2 separate regions of the Homo sapiens genome follow, and region 2 is linked to region 1. A link is a loop called in an ENCODE intact Hi-C map of the cell type or tissue named here. Cell type or tissue: pancreas. All regions are shown on one strand. Links, peaks and the distances in the headings refer to the core of each region. The heading gives the core; the rest is flanking DNA.

Region 1 (9,843 bases), core at 3,863-6,362:
CAAAGGCATCCATAGTGCACTAGCATTTTCTTGAACCAATAATGTATTAAAATTTTTTGATGTCAGCCTTGCATCAAGGGCTTTATCAAAAAGTACAATAATAAATCCTCAGGTAGTACTGGGAATGGAAGGCTTTGCCATGGGCCTGCTGCGTCAGACCAGTACTGGGAAGGAGGACGGTTGTAAGCAGTTGTTATTTAGTGATATTGTGGGTAACGTGAGAAGATAGAACAATGCTATAATATATAATGAACACGTGGGTATTTAATAAGAAACATGATGTGAGATTACTTTGTCCCGCTTATTCTCCTCCCTGTTATCTGCTAGATCTAGTTCTCAATCACTGCTCCCCCGTGTGTATTAGAATGCATGTAAGGTCTTCTTGTGTCCTGATGAAAAATATGTGCTTGAAATGAGAAACTTTGATCTCTGCTTACTAATGTGCCCCATGTCCAAGTCCAACCTGCCTGTGCATGACCTGATCATTACATGGCTGTGGTTCCTAAGCCTGTTGCTGAAGTCATTGTCGCTCAGCAATAGGGTGCAGTTTTCCAGGAATAGGCATTTGCCTAATTCCTGGCATGACACTCTAGTGACTTCCTGGTGAGGCCCAGCCTGTCCTGGTACAGCAGGGTCTTGCTGTAACTCAGACATTCCAAGGGTATGGGAAGCCATATTCACACCTCACGCTCTGGACATGATTTAGGGAAGCAGGGACACCCCCCGCCCCCCACCTTTGGGATCAGCCTCCGCCATTCCAAGTCAACACTCTTCTTGAGCAGACCGTGATTTGGAAGAGAGGCACCTGCTGGAAACCACACTTCTTGAAACAGCCTGGGTGACGGTCCTTTAGGCAGCCTGCCGCCGTCTCTGTCCCGGTTCACCTTGCCGAGAGAGGCGCGTCTGCCCCACCCTCAAACCCTGTGGGGCCTGATGGTGCTCACGACTCTTCCTGCAAAGGGAACTGAAGACCTCCACATTAAGTGGCTTTTTAACATGAAAAACACGGCAGCTGTAGCTCCCGAGCTACTCTCTTGCCAGCATTTTCACATTTTGCCTTTCTCGTGGTAGAAGCCAGTACAGAGAAATTCTGTGGTGGGAACATTCGAGGTGTCACCCTGCAGAGCTATGGTGAGGTGTGGATAAGGCTTAGGTGCCAGGCTGTAAGCATTCTGAGCTGGGCTTGTTGTTTTTAAGTCCTGTATATGTATGTAGTAGTTTGGGTGTGTATATATAGTAGCATTTCAAAATGGACGTACTGGTTTAACCTCCTATCCTTGGAGAGCAGCTGGCTCTCCACCTTGTTACACATTATGTTAGAGAGGTAGCGAGCTGCTCTGCTATATGCCTTAAGCCAATATTTACTCATCAGGTCATTATTTTTTACAATGGCCATGGAATAAACCATTTTTACAAAAATAAAAACAAAAAAAGCAAGGTGTTTTGGTATAATACCTTTTCAGGTGTGTGTGGATACGTGGCTGCATGACCGGGTGGGTGGGGGGGAGTGTCTCAGGGTCTTCTGTGACCTCACAGAACTGTCAGACTGTACAGTTTTCCAACTTGCCATATTCATGATGGGTTTGCATTTTAGCTGCAACAATAAAATTTTTTTCTAAAGAACATGAATTTGGGGTGCTTCCCATTTTTTTCTTTGCTTAATAGAGCTAAACCAGGATGAGTAACTCCTGTTTCTTTCTATCCCTGCTGATGTGAAACAGATGTTGTCAATCAGCTGGGGTTAGAGTTTTCCACTTCTAAGAATTAACCTCAGCATCCCTGCATTGCCAGCACCCTCAGGCTGGAGCGCTTTCCTTGACTGTGAGCTTGTTGAACACCTTAGGCCTCAGCCCATTTCCTTCCCAAATTGACGCTTTGCCTGTGTAGGGCCCTCAGATAACTTAACAAACTTACCAGTGTTGTTTGAAGAACAGTGTTTTGAGTTGTAATCTCAAAACCATATCCCTTACCCAATTACCTGTAAGACACAATGGTTACCACATCTCAGTACGTAAAGTCCACTTGATATAGAATTGACTTAGAAATAAGACAGATTAGTATAGTTTTTCATTTGTGTACAAAATTAAACAATGTAAATTCCCCCCAAAGTGATTTTTTTGACTTTTTGAAGTAATTTTGGACTTGCAAAATGTTGCCAAAATAGTACGAAGAGTTCCCCAGTACCCTCGAAGTTTCCTCGACTGTTTCAAAGCTGGCTGCAGGCCCAGGCTCATGAGACTGGGAAGAGGACAGGCTGTGGTCATGTGGACCCACAGGGGCCTGGGGCTGCAGAAGTCAGTGTGGCTTCCACCATTTCAGGTATAAAAAAGGGCATCTAAGCTTTCAAGAAGAGGGAGGATGCTCTAGGGCAGCGGTCCCCAACCTTTTCTGGCACCAGGAACCGGTTCCATGGAAGACAATTTTTTCACAGGCCTGGGGGTGGTGAGGGATGGTTTTGGGATAGAAACTTCCACCTCAGATCATCAGGCATCAGATTCTCATAAGGAGCTTGCAACCTGATCTCTTGCACACATTCAGTTCACAATAGGGTTCACGCTCCTAAGAGAACCTGATGCTGCAGCTGATCTAACAGGAGATGGAGCTCAGGTGGTCATGCTCAGTCGCTCGCCACTCACCTCCTGCCATGCAGTCCAGTTCCTAACAGGCCTCAGACCAGTACCGGTCTGTGGCCTGGGGGTTGAGGACCCCTGCTCTAGGCTGGTACTGCTGATGCTTAAAAAGAGAGGGTTTGCCAGAAATCAGATGGGACAAAAGGGCAAAGGCCGTGCCACAGAGTGCCCATATAGGGGAGAGCACGCCTGGAGCCTTCGAGAGCATGCAGAGAAGCCTGGAGACTGCATTTACCGGAGCTGCTGCCTGAGGCCACCCTCCAAGTGTCCCCACAGCGCACCACAAGACCACAGGAGTGACCTCCTCACTGGCAGGTATTTGGGGAAACAACTGCTGTCTACTCTTTTGGGTAAAAAGTGAAACACCAATAGTTTAATTGAAATTTCAGAAAATTGAACATATGAACAAGGCAAATAAATACTAAGTAAGTTAAAAACACAAAATATGTCCAGGAAGTATCGATGAGAATGTTCAAGTTAAAGTTCTCCAATGCCATTGCTACAGCAACCTCAAACCCTAGGTTCTCTCTGCACTATTAACACAGACATCTCAGGACATGGTTTGCTTTTTTTTAAGACTTAAATAGGAAACTAATTTTTCTTTCTTTAAAGCAATTGCGTTCTTCAGTGAACTCTTTCTTTAGGCCAGTTGATGGCTTCTTAGCAGTTTATTGACGAGATCCTAGGGTAGCTTCCGAAGCTGGGTTGATTGATTGCATTTGGGTGCGGATGGCCAAAGTGAGTGGCCCTACTGCCTGTGCTGCTCAGGGCTCCTGGGCTGATGTGGTGGCTTCTTCCCTTTGTGCTGCTGAACATAGGGAAAGTGAGGTTCACAGTCCACCATCCACCAGCCGCCGTCTGTGAGCTCCACCAGCACTCGCAGCAAGTCAGTCGGGCTGAGAGTGTGGTTGTAGAAACCCTGGCTTTGTGCCTTCCCACCTTCCCCAGCTCACCAAGGTGACACCTGGCTGCTGCTGAAATGGCCTGAGCAGTCTTGCATTAGCAGGGCCAGCCACCTGCCAGCCTGCTGCATCCCCAGTGCCTCTTGACGCAGAAGTGCCGAGCAGCTGACCGGCAGCGAGGCCTGGAGTTCTACACACTTGCCTTGGAGCCTTTTATTTAGGGCCTCAACTTGCCTGGCCTTGGCCCTTTTGTAGGTGGCCACCTAGTTTGGCTCAGCTCTGCATCTCGGGGAAGGTCACACAGACCCTCAGCCAGAAGTTGAGCGCTCTGTTGAGGCCGTGCAGCCCCTGGAATGCTGTACCTTTGCCTTGCTTTTTTCTGCCTCTGTACAAAAGACCAGCCCATGCCCTGGGGCTGGGTCAATGGCCGGAGTCTCAGGTAGAGCTCTGGGCAGCTCACACTCCTGGAGGAGTGCACAGCACCATTACCCAGAGTGCAGGCTATGTCCAGGCTGGGCAGCAGCAAAAAAAACGATGTGAGATTTGTGCTCATCAGCCAGGATTTTTTAAAATATTGTGATTTCAACATCTGCCTCCTGGCAAAAGACTTCTCTTTGTTCTGAGCAGAGCTTGTCCATCTTCTCAAAAGCTAACCGTCCTTTTTCACCTGAAATAGCAAAGGGACCTGTCAGCGGGTTGGATCCTGCCTTGGCACTTCCAACTCTCCTGGGCCAGGGTGGCCCTAGTGCTTAGTGACTGTGGGTCTCAGTGGTCTCTGCAAAGCGGCAGGGGAGGGAGTATGTGCGGGAGCCCCCACCTGGTGACTCACATGGCCTGGGGGCCTTGTCTTTACCTCTAGGATGTTCCGCTGAATGGGAACCCTGCCTTGCCTCTGGCTTCTATCCCAAAGGTCTAAGAAGACAGCGAACACTCCCTGCCACCCCAGCCATGGAGGAGGCCTGCCTTGGCAGGATGCTACAAAGGGTGGAGGTCGGCTCTGTGCCAGGGCTGCTAACGGTGCCCATCCCAGGTGCCCCAGAGTTGTTCTGCCTGCTGGGAGAGCTGGGTGTGGCCTCTCGCAGATTCTAAGGGCCCCAGGCACCCCGCTGCGCTGCACAGTTTGTGCCACTTTTTACCGAACGACAGTGTGGTTTCCCGGGCTGCCGCCCGCACGGCCTCCAGGTCAGACTGGCACAGGCTGGCAGTCTGGTCGATGCTTTCAATGCCCTGTTCGAGATTAGGAGAAAAAGAACCCTTTAGGGGGCCTTCTCAACAGCAGGTAGAGTCCACTTAGTGGCCCTGCAGGGCCAGTCCTAGCATGGTCTCTGGGGCCTCAGCCCCTTCCTTTTCTCCAGGCTTCCAGGTTTTTTAGGTGGCCTCAGGTTCATGAGAGGCACCTCTGGACTCTGGAAGCGTCTCGCCTCTTCAGCCCTTACACCCGCTAGGGAGCCAGGCTGTTAGCAGAACTCGTCATCCTGGATGCCTGCTGAAAGGCTAGAATTGAAAAGGAGACCTGCTGCTTTCTGGACCTTCCTGCCTCCCTCACGCTCTCCTTGCCCTACTCTCCAGGACAGCCTGTGCCAGTACTTCGCCCAACTCAGGCACATGCCCCCTGGCTGCTCCTGCAGGCCAAGGACCGGCATGCGCTGCAGCGCCCTCTACTGGGCACCTGGCCCTCGCTGGTTTTCTGATCCTAACCAGCTTCTCCTCTTAGAATTTCCTGCTGATCCATCCCAGAATGAATGGGAGTTCAATCTGTACTGAATTATCTTTCATCTAGCAATTGTGCAATTCCAAATGCAGGTGAGGTTGAGGGAAAGCGGGCATCCCCTCACATCCATGGGATCTATGTGTGGGTTGTATCAAGAGTCTCAAAAATGCTCATATTCTCCGGTCCTAGAATTGGGTCTAGCCTAAGGAAATAATTCAGAACTCCATGTTTTTTTAAAGCTTTATGCACAAACATGATCATAAGACATGATTTATGATAAAAATTGGATGAAGTAAACTTTCCTATGAAAGCAGCTGAGTAGGTTAAATTAAGGTATACACTTGATAGCCCCTTCATAAAGAATTCTCAAGTGAAAAAAAAAAAAAAAAAAAGAAAAAAAACACCACAAATAAAGAATTCTAGGCCGGGCGCGGTGGCTCATGCCTGTAATCCCAGCACTTTGGGAGGCCGAGGCGGGCAGATCACGAGGTCAGGAGATCGAGACCATCCTGGCTAACACAGGTAAAACCCCATCTCTACTAAAAATACAAAAAAATTAGCCGGGCGTGGTGGTGGGCGCCTGTAGTCCCAGTTGCTGGGGAGGCTGAGGCAGGAGAATGGTGTGAACCCAGAAGGCAGAGCTTGCAGTGAGCCGAGATCGCGCCACTGCACTCCAGCCTGGGTGACAGAACAAGACTCCATCTCAAGAAAAAAAAAAAAAAAAAAAAAAAAAAAAAGCTAAAGTGCTGCCAGTCTAACACAAAATGTTCTTATTTTGTTGACTGTTTTTAAACTATGTTTGGATCAACAATTTTAAATGCTCACACACACCCACAAACTTTTAAAAGAAGCATACCAGAATGTCAACCATTGTTTCTGCTACATTCTAGGATGATGGATAACTTTCTTTTCTATCTCTGTATTTTGTAACTTTTTTTTTTTTTTTTTTAAGATGGAGTCTTGCTCTGTCACCCAGGCTGCAGTGCAGTGGCACGATCTCGGCTCACTGCAACCTCCACCTCCCGGGTTCAAGTCCCGAGTAGCTGGGACTACAGGCATGTGCCACCACGCCTAGCTAATTTTGTGTGTGTGTATTATTAGTAGAGATGGAGTTTCGCCATGTTGGCCAGGCTGGTTTCAAACTCCTGACCTCAGGTGATCTGCCTGCCTTGGCCTCCCAAAGTGCTGAGATTACAGGCGTGAGCCATCACGCCCAGCCCCAGTGGAATCATTTTGAAGTTAACTAACCTTAACCCTAACCACAAGCAGGCTTTTCTATCAGCCACTAATGGGGAAACGTCAGGCTCACCTTGAGGTGTTTGAGCGCTAGGCATGCGGCCTGCTGGAGCCTTGCGTCGTTCTCTGCCAGGGCGTTGGTGTAGAACAGCAAAGCCTGGGGAGAGTAAGGAGGCTGTGAATGGAGGGGTAAGCAGAAGTGGAGTCCATGGTTCCGGGTCCATCAGCCACCAGGTGCCGACAGTAAGGCACGCTGTGCCCATCTTTCTCTAAACAACGTTCAGGACACGATCGGTCCATCTTTGGGCCCTGTGTACACAGTCACAAGATCTATACTGTGGTGTTTAATTTATCCCTAAAAACAGATGCCAGGGCTAATACAATGAAGAAAGCTATTTTTGTCTAATAATATTCCGGAAGTGCATTCTGAAACTGCTGTCTATAAAATGCTGAATCAGAGAAATCAGATGCCCAGCTCAGAACAACAGAAGAACTGATCATCCCATGTGCGTTGCCCTCTTCAGCTGAAAACGGGCAAGGCTGCTGCCTTGGGCCAGAGGGAAACCTGCCTATTCCCCTCAGCCCTCCTGTCCAATCCCAGCGGTGACCCTGCCCTCTTCGGTCTCACGACCATGGCCACATCAGTTCATGTCTTTGGGCCTAACTTGACTCAGCTGAAAACAAAGCTGGCACTTGCTTCATGTGTTATTGTAGGGTTTGTCAGAAAGCACACAGGGTTATGCCCGGCCCGCAGTGGAGTCCAGCGTCTGCGGCTGCAAAGGGAAACCCAGGAGTGGGTTTGCCCTCACTCAGTCGAGTGGCTGCACCTTCAACTGCACGGGTGGGGCGATGGAGGGGCCCAGGTGTAGAGTTGGCTCCAGGGACCTGGGCCCAGAGCCAAAAGAGAATGGCCGCCTTTCCATCTGCAGGTGGCTCTCCAAAGTGTCTGCTGCTTTGGGAAGACAGACTGGGAGTAGGATCGGGTCCTCCCGCTCCTCCTACACAGGGCTCTGGTGAAGGCTGTGAGGCCACATCGGTGTGGAAATGTCACACTGCCCACTGCCTCTAACCCCAGGGTCCCAGGTCATGGCAGCCTACTCCTTCCTCAGCACCCTCATCTGAGGCCAAGCAATCTGTCACTGGGTTGGCCCCCACCTCAGTGTTTCCTACTCTCTAAAGTCTGTCACATGAAGATGAAGGCCCTTTTTTTTTTTTTTTTTGAGACAGAGTCTCACTTCGTTGCCCAGCCTGGGGTGCAGTAGCACAATCTCGGCTCCCTGCAGCCTCTGCTTCCCATGGAGGCCTTGTTTATATACCCCCATACCCAAAAAACAAAATACACCTGACTTCAGTGGATCCTTGAAGCCAACTACTAGTTTTCAGGAACTACAGAAGACAGAGAAATACATTAAACTACCGTTAAACTTCCTGCAAGCAGCAAAGTCTAGATAGTCTAGGTCAACCTGGGATCGATCAAATTAATTGCAAGCAGAGAAAGAAACGGGGAAAAAAACCTTTAGATTGATTGGAAGCCATCAGCCAATCACAATGTGTGTCCTTATGTAGATACTATTTTAACAAAAAATAAAACAGGATGCTTGAGGCTTGGAAATTTGAACATAAGATATATGATATAAAGGAATTGATAGTTAATTTTTTAGATAAGATAATGGTGTTAGAGTTGTGATTTTTGAAAGAATTCTTAACCTTTTGACACATATAGTTAACTATTTAAGGTCAAATAGGATGCCTCAGGTTGCTTCAAAGTGATACAGGGGAGTGGAGGGGAAAGGGGCAGGATTGGCCATGGGTTGATGGTGGTTGGGCTTGGGTTATGGGTGCAGGTGGATTCATTATATTGCTCTGTCTACTTTTGCAAGTTCAAAAGTCTCCAAATAAAGAGTTAAAAACAACCACAAAGTAGGCGGATGGGCTCCAAGAAGGGCTATTGGCAATGGAACTGGAGATTTCCTCTCTAGTCTGGAGCTGAGACCATCAGTGTAGACTATGCCCTTGATGTCACCCTTCCTGAACCCCTCAGGGTGTGGCGCCTTAAACGTACAGTAGTTACAGGCAAAGAGTGAAAAAGCAGAGAGGTCCACTCTCTTGGTTTTCAAATGGACTGAACACAGTGACCCATTACCAGGTAGCCATGAATATTAATTGAAAGTAAATAAGGATGACTATCAAAACACTAAGAAAGGCTGGGCGCAGTGGCTCACGCCTGTAATCCCAGCACTTTGGGAAGCCAAGGCAGGCGGATCGCAGGGTCAGGAGTTTGAGACCAGCCTGGCCAACATGGTGAAACCCTGTATCTACTAAAATTACAAAAATTAGCTGGGTATGGTGGTGGGCGCCTGTAATCCCAGCTACTCAGGAGGCTGAGGCAGGAGAATTGCTTGAACCCAGGAGGTGGAGGTTGCAAGATCGTGGCACTGGACTCCAGCCTGGGCAACAGAGCAGAACTCTGTCTAAACAGACAGACAAAAAACGCACTAAGAAAAACATTCAGCGTGCAAGTGACATCTCAGAGGCCTAACAGATGTGTTGCTTTGGAAGCAGCAAGGTGCATTCATGTGTGTTAGATCGTAGCCCAGGTCCCTCCATCAAAATAGCTCACAGCTACTGCAGCCCCTGGCACTCACTTCTTTGTACTTTTCCATGAGAACACCAGCTTACCTATGCCCACACATCTGTGGCCAGGGTCTGCCACCTGCCCTGGACAACGTACCTTTTCCCGGAAGCTTCTGTTCCTGACTGCACCAGCCAGGCGAGCGCTGGCCGCCCTGCACACCCTCGGAGTGCCGTCCAGCTGGAGCAGCGCCCAGGCTCTTAAGGTCTGGGGCAGAGGCTGGAGCTGGCCCAGCCGCTTCCCCTGCAGCTTCCGGACCACCTTGGCCTGTCCCGCACAGTGAAGCTCCTCGATGAGTGTCACTAGAAGACAGGAAAGAGGTGGGCCCAGGTCCCCTGAATGGGAGTTTGGCAGGACAGCTGCAAGTTTGCTTGGCTGCTGCCAGTAGCCACAGAGGAACAAATCCCAGACCCACCGGGATGATCACCAAGGCCCAGCCTGGACTAATTTCACAGGGAGCTCCTGGAATCTCCAGGAAGGCCTTTTAACAAGGGGTCAAATATGCTCCATAAATTAATAAAACCACAGCCCACACTTCCAGGGACTCTGGCCAGCCAAGATCACCCTCCTACCCAGCTCTGACCTCTGTTCCGTGCTTTTTAAAGCTGACTTCCCTTGGAGCTAATATCAGCCCCCATCGGCTGAACGCAGAATCTCATTAAATCGGGGTTCCCAAAAGAACAGTTGGCGGGGATGGATGTAGTGGTTCTGAATTATAACCTGAGAAACTGC
Region 2 (9,843 bases), core at 4,982-7,481, 400 kb before region 1:
GAGCCACCACGCTAGGCCCCATGGTGAATTGAGTTTTTTTTTTTTTTGAGACAGGGTCTTGTTCTGTTGCCCAGGCTGGAGTGCAGTGGCTCAATCTTGGCTCACTGCAGCCTCTGCTCCCCTTCCTGGGCTCAAGTGATTCTCCTGCCTCAGCCTCCTGAGTAGCTGGGATTACAGGGTCGTGCCACTGCGCCTGGCTAATTTTTGTATTTTTAGTAGAGATAGGGTTTCACCATGTTGGCCAGGCCGGTCTTGAACTCCTGACCTGAAATGATCCACCCGCCTCGGCCTCCCAAAGTGCTGGGATTACAGGCGTGAGCCACCGCGCCTGGCTGGCTTAAGTCTTAAGCAGCAGCTTCCACTTTTGTGTTCTGGGGGAGGCCAGCAGCTGTGTAAGAAGTCTGTGCTGGTTGCAAAAAGTGCAAGGTTTAAAAAAAAAAAAAAAAAAAAAAAAGACTGTGCTGAGGAGACCACATGGAAAGGGCAAGAGAGGCCAGGAGGAGAGGCTACTTGAAGGGACAACTTGCAGCATGTGCAGAGGCCACATGGGGAGAAAGAAACTGCCAGAGGGAGCACTGAGGAATGAACTAAGGCAGCAGACACATGGTCCAGCCAGCCATCCGCCACTCGGGCCAGCCGTGAGGTGCCACACGTGGAGCACAGAAGCCACTGTGGACGCTTGGAGCAGAGATAAGCCGTCCCCTCATGCTCTGTCCTAATTCCTCACCTACAGGATCGTGAGCAAATATACTGGTGGTTATTTTAAGCCCTTAAAAAACAGAATTACTGGCCGGGCGTGGTAGCTCACACCTGTAATCCCAACACTTTGGGCGGCCGAGGTGGGTGGATCACTTGAGGTCAGGAGTTCAAGACTAGCCTGGCCTACATGGCAAAACCCTGTCTCTACTAAAAATACAAAAATTTTTTATTTTGTATTTTTAGGGCGTGGTGGCACACACCTGTAATCCAGCTATTTGGGAGGCTAAGGCATGAGAGCTGCTTGAACCTGGGAAGTGGAATTTGCAGTGAGCTGAGATCTGAGATCATGCCACTGCACTCCAGCCTGGGCAACAAAGTGAGACTCTGTTTTGAAAAAAAAAAAAAAAAAAGGCATTACTATATAATCCAGTAACCCCACCACTGGGTATATATCCCATGGAAATGAATCTAGTGTGTTGAAGAAATATCTGCGCTTGCACATATCCTATGGAAATGAATCTAGTATGTTGAAGAAATATCTGCGCTTGCACGGTTATTGCAGCGTTATTCACTAAGTTTTGAGGTGCAGTGTTACATGGTGGCAGCCAGAACCCCCGGCCCTGGGCTACTACTGTTGCTGGTTTCTTATGACCCTTCCAGCATGAGCCTCTGCATCCTCAAATACATGAAGCTGGGTGCGGTGGCGCACGTCTGCAGTCCCAGCTACTCAGGAGGCTGAGGTGGGAGGATCGCCAGACCCAGGAATTTGTGTGCTATGATCTCCCTGTGAACAGCCACTGCAGTCCAGCCTGGGTGATACAGTGAGACCCTGTTTCTAAACAGATAAACAAACCAAAAAGAATACGTGAGTACATTTCCACTCCTCCCCTCATTTATGTGGGGTTCGCACACCACACATCCGGCCTGCTCTTGGCTTTTATTTTTTTTCCAATTAATGATAGATCTTGGAGATTGTTCTAGATGTGTACTGTTCAATATAGTAGTCGCTAGTCCAGGAGGTGATTTAAATGTATTTTAAAAGATTAAATTTTTATGTATTTTTTAAAAGTAGAGCACTCCTCCTGCCTCAGCCTCCCAAGTAGCTGGGACTACAGGCACACACCACCATGACCGGCTAATTTTTTTTTTTTTTTTTTTAAGATGGAGTCTCACTCTGTTGCCCAGGCTGGAGTGCAGTGGCATGATCTCGGCTCACTGCAACCTCTGCTGCCCGGGTTCAAGTGATTCTCTTGCCTCAGCCTCCTGAGTAGCTGGGATTATAGGCACCTGCCACTGTGCCTGGCTAATTTTTGTGGGTTTTTTTTTTTAGTAGAGATGGGGTTTCACCATCTTGGCCAGGCTGGTCTTGAACTCCTGACCTCATGATCCACCCGCCTTGGCCTCCCAAAGTGCTGGGATTACAGGTGTGAGCCACTGCACCCAGCCTTAATTTAAATTTAAATACAATTCAATAAAATTAAAAATTCAGTTCCTCAAGTACACTAGCCACATTTCAGGAATTCAATAGACACACATGGCTGATAGCTGCCGTATGATACAACCCAGATAGAGAACATGTCCATCATTCTAGAAGGTTCTCTTGGACAGTGCTGGTCTAAGTCCTCTCCCATGGAGCTACCTCATTCTTCTTAGTGTTCTTTGGTAATGACAGCCACTGACGTTACCTCACAAGCTTTTGCTATTGCAAAGCATTTGCTGTTCTCCATTTTTCTTTAAGCAAATGTGAGTGTCTTGGTGGCATAAATGCCTTGCATTTCTGGGTCCAGTGACATTTCCCATTTTGTTTTTTTCCTTTTTTTATATTTTGTTTTATTATTTTTTAAATTATACTTTAAGTTTTAGGGTACATGTGCACAATGTGCAGGTTAGTTACATATGTATACATGTGCCATGTTGGTGTGCTGCACCCAGTAACTCGTCATTTAACATTAGGTATATCTCCAAATGCTATCCCTACCCCCTTCCCCCACCCCACAACAGGCCCCGGTGTGTGATGTTCCCCTTCCTGTGTCCATGTGTTCTCATTGTTCAATTTCCACCTATGAGTGAGAATATGCCGTGTTTGGTTTTTTTTGTCCTTGCGATAGTTTGCTGAGAATGATGGTTTCCAGCTTCATCCATGTCACTACAAAGGACATGAACTCTCATTTTTTATGGCTGCGACATTTCCCATTTTGATGGGCATGGCCAGATTAGAACTGGAGGTTACGCCACTTCGCACAAAGACTGAAGCTGTAAGAGTGCCTGTTTTTCCACACCATCAACACTGCGTGTCATTCACATTTTAAAAACGTTTTAGCTAATGGCAAAGGTTTTCAAGACAAACGTGACTTTACCAGGCCCCTGCCCTGCCTGTTGCCTCTCAAGTCACAATGCCAGTGGACATCTTTCTCTGTCCACAGGTGAAGATCCATCTTTTGTTTGTTTGTTAGAAATGAGAGGCCGGGCGTGGTGGCTCATGCCTGTAATCCCAGCACTTTGGGAGGCCGAGGCGGGTGGATCAGGAGGTCAGGAGATCGAGACCACGGTGAAACTCCGTCTCTACTAAAAATACAAAAAATTAGCTGGGCGCAGTGGCGGGCGCCTGTAGTCCCAGCTACTTGGGAGGCTGAGGCAGAATGGCGTGAACCAGGAAGGCGGAGCTTGCAGTGAGCCGAGATCGCGCCACTGCACTCCAGCCTGGGCGACAGAGCGAGACTCCGTCTCAAAAAAAAAAAAAAAAAAAAAAAAAAAAAGAGATCTTACTGTATTGCCCAGGCTGGTCTTGAACTCCTGGGCTCAAGGGATCCTCCTGCCTCGGCCTCCCAAAGTGCTGGGATTACAGGTGTGAACCACTGCGCCTGGCCCACGTTGGCCTTTTTTTTCAAATTGTAAAATACGCAGAACATAAAACTTACCATATTAACCATTTTAAGTGCACAGTTTGGTGCCATTAAGGACATTCACGCTGTTGGGTAATCGTCACCACCATCCATCTCCAGAACTCTTTCCATCTTCCCAAAGATGGAACTCTATATCCATTAAACAAGAACTTCCTCCTACCTCAGCTCCTGGCAACCACTGTTCTATTTTCTGTCTTTATGAATCTGACTACTCAAGGCACTTCATGTAAGTGGTATCATGCAGTATTTGTCCTTTTGTGACTGGCTTATTTCACTTAGCACAATATCCTTAAGGTTCATCCGTGTTGTAGCCTGTGTCAGAATCTCCTTACTTTTTAAGGCTAAATAACATTCTATTGTACAGACACATCACATTTTGTCCATTCGTCCATCGATGGACACGGGTGGCTTCCACCTCTTTTTTTTTTTTTTTTTTTTTTTTTAAGTCGGCGTCTTGCTCTGTCACCTAGGCTGGAGTGCAGTGGTGCGATCTCAGCTCACTGCAACCTCTACCTCCCAGGTTCAAGCGATTCTCCTGTCTCAGCCTCCCAAGTAGCAGGGATTACAGGCACCCGCCACCACACCCAGCTAATTGCTTCCACCTTTTGGCTATTGTGAAGAAGGCTGCTATGAACGTGAGTGTACAAATATCTCTTCAAGATCTTGCTTTCAATTCGTTTGGATACACACCCAGAAATAAAATTGCTGGGTCATTTGGTAATTCTATTTTTAATTTTTTGAGGAACAGCCATACCATTTCCCACAGTAGCTACACAAGCATTCCAGTTTCTACACATCCTTCCCAACGCAGCAGCCAGCCTAATGGGCGTAAGGTGGTATCTCATTGTGTTTTATTCCTTTTATTTTTAGTTGACACATAATTGTACATGTTCATGGGTTACAAAATGATATTTCAATACATGTATACAACGTGTAATAATCAAATCTGGGTAATTAGGATATCCATTACCTCAAGCGTTTATCATTTCTTTGTGTCGGGAACATTCAAAATCCTCTCTTCTCATTGCGTTTTGTTTGTTTTTTAGATGGAGTCTCACTCAGTTGCCCAGGCTGGGGTGCAGTGGCGTGATCTTGGCTTGCTGCAACCTCCACCTCCCAGGTTCAAGTGATTCTCCTGCCTCAGCCTCCCAAGTAGCTGGGACTATACGCACGTACCATCACGCCCAGCTAATTTTTGTATTTTTAGTAGAGACGGGGTTTCACCGTGTCGGCCAGGCTGGTCTCCAACTCTTGACCTCAGGTGATCCACCAAAGTGTTGCGCCTCATTGCAGTTTTGGTTTGTATTTCCTTAATGGTTAGTGATGTTGAGTATCTTATCATGTGATTATTAGCCATTCACAGTTTTCTCTGGAGAAATGTTTATTCAAGTCCTTTGCCCATTTTTAATTGAGTTGTTTTTATTGCTGTTGAGTTGTAACAGTTCTTTATGTATTCTGGATATGAACCCCTTATCAGATATATGATTTGCAAATATTTTCTCCCATTCCATGTTTCCATGTTCCATTTTTTTTTTTTTGGAGGCAGAGTCTTGCTTTGTCACCCAGGTTGGAGTGCAGAGGCACAATTTCGGCTCACTGCAACCTCCGCCTCCCGGGTTCAAGTGATTCTCATGTCTCAGCCTCCTGAATAGCTGGGATTACAGATGCACGCCACCATGCCTGGCCATTTTTTTTTTTTTAATTTTTAGTAGAGATGGGGTTTCACCATGTTGGCCAGGCTGGTCTCAGACTCCTGACCTCAAGTAATCCACCCACCTCGGCCTCCCAAAGTGCTAGGATTGCAGGCATGAGCCGCTGTGCCTGGCCAGCCCCCACTATTTCTATGACACAAATTCCTGCTACTCTCCGTCATCACCACAACTACGTGCTCCTACCTCAGGGCCTTTGCACTTGCTGTTCCCTTTGTGTGGTCCAAGGTCCCCCAGATACCTGCTTCACCACATTCAGGTTTTTGCTTAAATGTCACCTCAGTGAGGTCTTCCCTGACTACTCTAACATAAAGTTAAAATCAACTCCCCCAGCTTGGGCAATATAATGAGACCTGATCTCTACAAAACATTAAAAAATCAGCTGGGTGTGGTGGCATGCCCCTGTGGTCCCAGCTACTTGGGAGGTTGAGGTGGGAGGATCACCTGAGCCCAAGAAGCAGAGGCTGCAGTGAGCAGAGATCGTGCCACTGCACTCCAGCAGTGAGACCCTGTCTCAAAAAACAAACAAACAAAAAACCCCAGAAAACAAAAAATCAAATCTCCCAGAACTCCTGCTCTGCTCCCCTGCTGTATTTTCCTCCATAGTGCTGACCAGAATCTAATACAATCTATACTTTAATCATTGATCTTGTTTAGTGCTTGTCTTCCCCCAGGAGAATTTCAGCTCCACGAGAACAGGAATTGCTTGTCTTGTCCATGAATGTGTCTTTAGGGCCAGAATTACAGCATGTGCCAAGGAACATTCGATAAATGTGAAGGTTGAGCACTGTTTTCTGTTCGTTGGACACTCTGGTTCCTCTCGGCGGCCTGCTGATGCCCTGTGTGCATCTATCACATCCATGGCACCGGCCTTTCCTGATCCCAGAGCAAGGGCGCCCAGCGGATCTTCACGCATGTGAATGGCTCCTGCAGTCCCAGAACCTGCCACCTGGGGGCAGTATATACTCAGGCAAGTTTCACTACCGGTCCTGAGCACCTCCCGTCTCCAAAATCCTGGATCTCAGAACCTCGGAGCCTGGCAGCCCTTGGGGATCTATCTCTGCCAGCCCCACTTGGCAGATGGGGAAACTGAGGCCTCAGAGAGGAGGCATGATGGGGAAAATCTCAAACATTGGAATCAGGGAATCTGGCTTTTAAGTCTGGCTCTTGTACCCATTCACAAGGGTACAAGGGGGATTTGGAGGGGGAAGTAGGAAGTTCTAATCCTCTTCGGGCCTCAGTTTCCCCATCTGCCTGCTTTGTGGGGTGAAAGGGACATCTGATTAACTCTAATGTGTCGGGGAAGGCCAGCAGTGAGGGGTAACAGCAGGCCCAGAATCCCAGATAGAATATTATCACCTCATTTTATATACCAGGGACTGAGGCCCAGAGGGGACACCAGACACGGCCGGAGAGCCACAGCATGGAAGGCACAGGGCAGCATGAAAGGCCATCCCCCTGCCATCCCCCTGCCCCACGCCCACTAGAGACACCCCCCCATTCATGTTCTGATGGTTCACCTCTCCGCCATATTTTCCCACCTGCTGGCTGATTTCTAAGCCCTTTTGCAGAACACTCTCTGTCAAAGCAGCCACGTGGATCTCCCCTTGGCAAATCGCCTCAGTTTTCTCCTCTTGAAAATGGGATAGGGAAAAGCTGCAGAGATGGGGAGGAGGAATTGTGAAAAGCAGTTTGGGGGCAGAGGAGGACGTGTGTCCCAGGTAGGAAAGTGCCTGTTCCCTCCCCGCCCCCGCCTGGCTCCTGCCCACCACCATGTGGCCACGTGGGCCCAGCCCACAGCTTCAGGTTTTAAAAGAGGAGCTGGAAATTTGAATTTTGATGTGAAATCTCCTGATTTTTAAATGTTGGCAATAAATTCACTTAAACACACACACATCAAGCAAAACGCTATGGGGTCAAATTGAACACATCTGTGGTCTCGATTTGGCCACTGGCTGCCAGTTTGAGATCCTTTCCGGCTCTAGGTTCTGAGGGCAGGTGACTGGGAGAGGTGGCGCCAGGGGGATCCTGGTTTCCTGTGCCCACACAGCCACTCACGTACTCTGGGCCTCTGGGCCGTGGTGGTTCAAGCTCCCACCATCCCCACTTCTTGGGGAAAGGCTGAACAGTACTGGGGTGGGGGTGGGGGAGCAGCAGGCGGGGCCTGTTGAGCAAGAGCCTTGTAAAAACAAGGGCTTACGTCATCCTAGCTTGCAGCTTCCCTGCAGGACACCTGGGTCGGCACCGGGGTGGGACCTGCGCTGAGAAGGGATGGGTCATCCCCAGCAGGGGGTGGAGGGTGGGGAAGGGTGGCAAGCATGTTCCACCCCAGAGGCCAGAGGGCCTAGACCCCTGCTGGGGCTGAGTCTGGTCTTTGGGGGCTGGCCTGCAAGGTCCGAGTAACACCTTAACGCACTGTGTGACCCCAGGTCTACCCTTCTCTGTGCCTCAGTTCTTCTATCCAGAAGATGGGACTCACATTGCCAGGCCTGTTATGACAAACCCAAGAGGGAAAGTCAGACTGGAAAGATTTTATTCCTTCTCATCCTTTCATGTGACCTGGAGCAGACACACTTAGCTCTTCTGGGCCTCAGTTTCCTCATCTATAAAGTGGAGATAATGATAAGACTGTGGCCTGGCGCAGCGGCTCACACCTGTAATCTCAGCACTTTGGGAGGCTGAGGCAAGAGGGCCACTTGAGGCCAGGCGTTCGAGAAAAGCCTGAGCAACAGAGTGAGACATATCCATCTCTACAAAACATTGAAAAATATGAAAAAAGAAGAAGAAAAAAGACCTGCCTCCTACAAATTATCAGTAGGATTAAATGAGTTAATACATGCAAAGAGCTTGGAATGTGGTTCAGAGAAGGTGGAAGTTTGGCCTAAGAACACACAGCAAATCCTCCAATTAGCTTCAGTTCCCCCATATCTCCCTGCATCTCTTCAGAATCCAGAAAGGGAACGTGGGCGAGTGCTTTGGTTCAGAGAGGGGAGCCATTTTGCCTAAGGTCACACAGCCCAGCTAACGAGGAACCTCTCCTTCTTCTCAGCCTCCTCCATTTATTCACTCACCATTCATCGAGCACCTTCTATGTACCAGGCTCTGTTCTAGGCACCAGGGACACAGTAGTGAAGGCCGTGGGGACAGACAGCAAGACTGGCAGGCAAGATAATTCTGATTATAATGAGAATGGTGACGGAAATGAAGCAGGGGTGTGAGAGGAGTGACTGAGGGCCTAGACTTCCCATGGGAAGGTCAGGGAGGGTTTCCCGGAGGAGGCAGCTTTTGGGCTGAGACCTGAGGAGCTGCCTTGGGCAGAGGTGGGGTGACAGTGTTCTTGGTGCACAGGGAACAGCAAATGCATTCCTTCACTGGTAAATGTTGAGCGTGCTGTGCTCAGGAGTCCCTCGTGGGCCAGCCCTCCCCAAGTGGCAGCCTGCAGGGAGACTGAGGTAGACAGCTAGGATAATGGTGGCTGGCGATAGGGAAGGAAATTCACTAGCAGGTGGGACAGGGAGGGCCTCTCAGAAGCCGTGGCCTCTAGCTCAGCCCTGAGTGTCCCATTTTGCAGTGAGGAAGGGCTGGCCGGGTGGCCCTAGGGAAGCTGCCGCACCCCTCTGGGCCTTGATCCCTCCCCAACCCAGAGGCTGCTGGGAAGACCCAGAAAGCCAGCAGGCTGGGCCAGTGTTTTATCCCCTCCCTCCCTGCCTCCTACCCACCAAGGGTGCCCAGAGATGTCATTTCTCCAGCTCTTGGGGGCGGAGGTCACCCCAGCTCAGCAGATAACACCAAAGGTTGAGCAATGCCCGCCTGCCCGCTGGGGCCAGGGCTGGGGTCAGTGGGCTGGGGATCAGCCCCGGGCAGGCTGGGAGCTCCTGCCTAGGTGGCCTGGGCTAGGAGTGGCAGAGAGGTGGGCCCAGGGAGCTGCCCCAATGGCCTAGGAATGGGTCCGGGAGGGCAAAGGGCCCTCTAACCTGAGCCTACCCAGCAGAGGCGGGCAAGTGGTCAGAAGGCCTTGGGCCTGTGTTCAAGTCCAGGCGGGCCGTTGTCGCTTTCCCGTCTGTGAAATGGCAGCAGCAAAAGCATCTTCCTGGTGGGGTGAAAAAAGTTGAACCTCGGGGTGCAGGCCCACCGTAAGCACAGGGCAGGGACTTGGTAAAAACTTATCTTTCTCTTTCCTTCTCTTTCCTGCATACCACCCCCTCCCGTGAGGCCTCGCTTAAGTCCCTCCCTAGCAACTTCAGAAACAGAAGTTTTTGGCCTCTGGGACTGGCAATAGGTCTTAGGGCTCAGATGAGGGCATTTCATTTGGGATGAATGGGGGACATGCGGCCATGTGACCTTGGTATGCCACGCCATGCTCTCTCTGGGCCTCCACTGGCACAATCCGTGGGGGTCCCGTTCTCTCTGATGTGCAGCCCACAACGTAAGCCTTAGGTTTGGGAGTCTGGTGGGAACAATGCCACCACCACTGACAGTAGCGACACCCTTCATGGATTGCAGCTGGGAGAAGTGAAGTGACTCACCCAAGG

What was found. Hi-C counts contacts between places; a loop is a spot of excess contacts. Peaks named below come from ENCODE experiments on the same cell type or tissue, not always from the same donor. Only the 100,000 strongest peaks of a DNase experiment are listed, where the experiment ranks them.
Region 2: a loop joins it to region 1, with 5 times the contacts of the local background. A loop is called at or near these places in 106 of 110 quality-filtered maps.

The regions. Positions count from the first base shown.
Region 1 is chr20:50,583,134-50,592,976 of GRCh38, forward strand. It overlaps RIPOR3 (RIPOR family member 3), which reads right to left. Exons shown (of 22, transcript NM_001290268.2): 19 at 9,211-9,413; 20 at 6,553-6,636; 21 at 4,669-4,759; 22 at 2,975-4,199. The coding sequence ends at 4,099. PTPN1 (protein tyrosine phosphatase non-receptor type 1) reads left to right here. Exons shown (of 10, transcript NM_002827.4): 10 at 1-2,108. It overlaps MIR645 (microRNA 645), which reads left to right and starts at 2,653; the gene lies at 2,653-2,746. RefSeq lists enhancers at 3,188-3,701, 3,702-4,214, 5,031-5,090 and a silencer at 4,999-5,293. In pancreas, for the core only: a CTCF peak has its summit at 5,199 (motif pointing left); a DNase peak (open chromatin) is centred at 5,170.
Region 2 is chr20:50,180,161-50,190,003 of GRCh38, forward strand. CEBPB-AS1 (CEBPB antisense RNA 1) reads right to left here. Exons shown (of 7, transcript NR_125739.1): 3 at 9,838-9,843; 4 at 9,296-9,401; 5 at 8,383-8,467; 6 at 6,853-6,967; 7 at 4,443-6,260. Among named protein-coding and RNA genes, the nearest start is that of CEBPB, 5.7 kb to the right of the region's middle. RefSeq lists an enhancer at 6,435-6,524. In pancreas, for the core only: a CTCF peak has its summit at 6,258 (motif pointing right); a DNase peak (open chromatin) is centred at 6,261.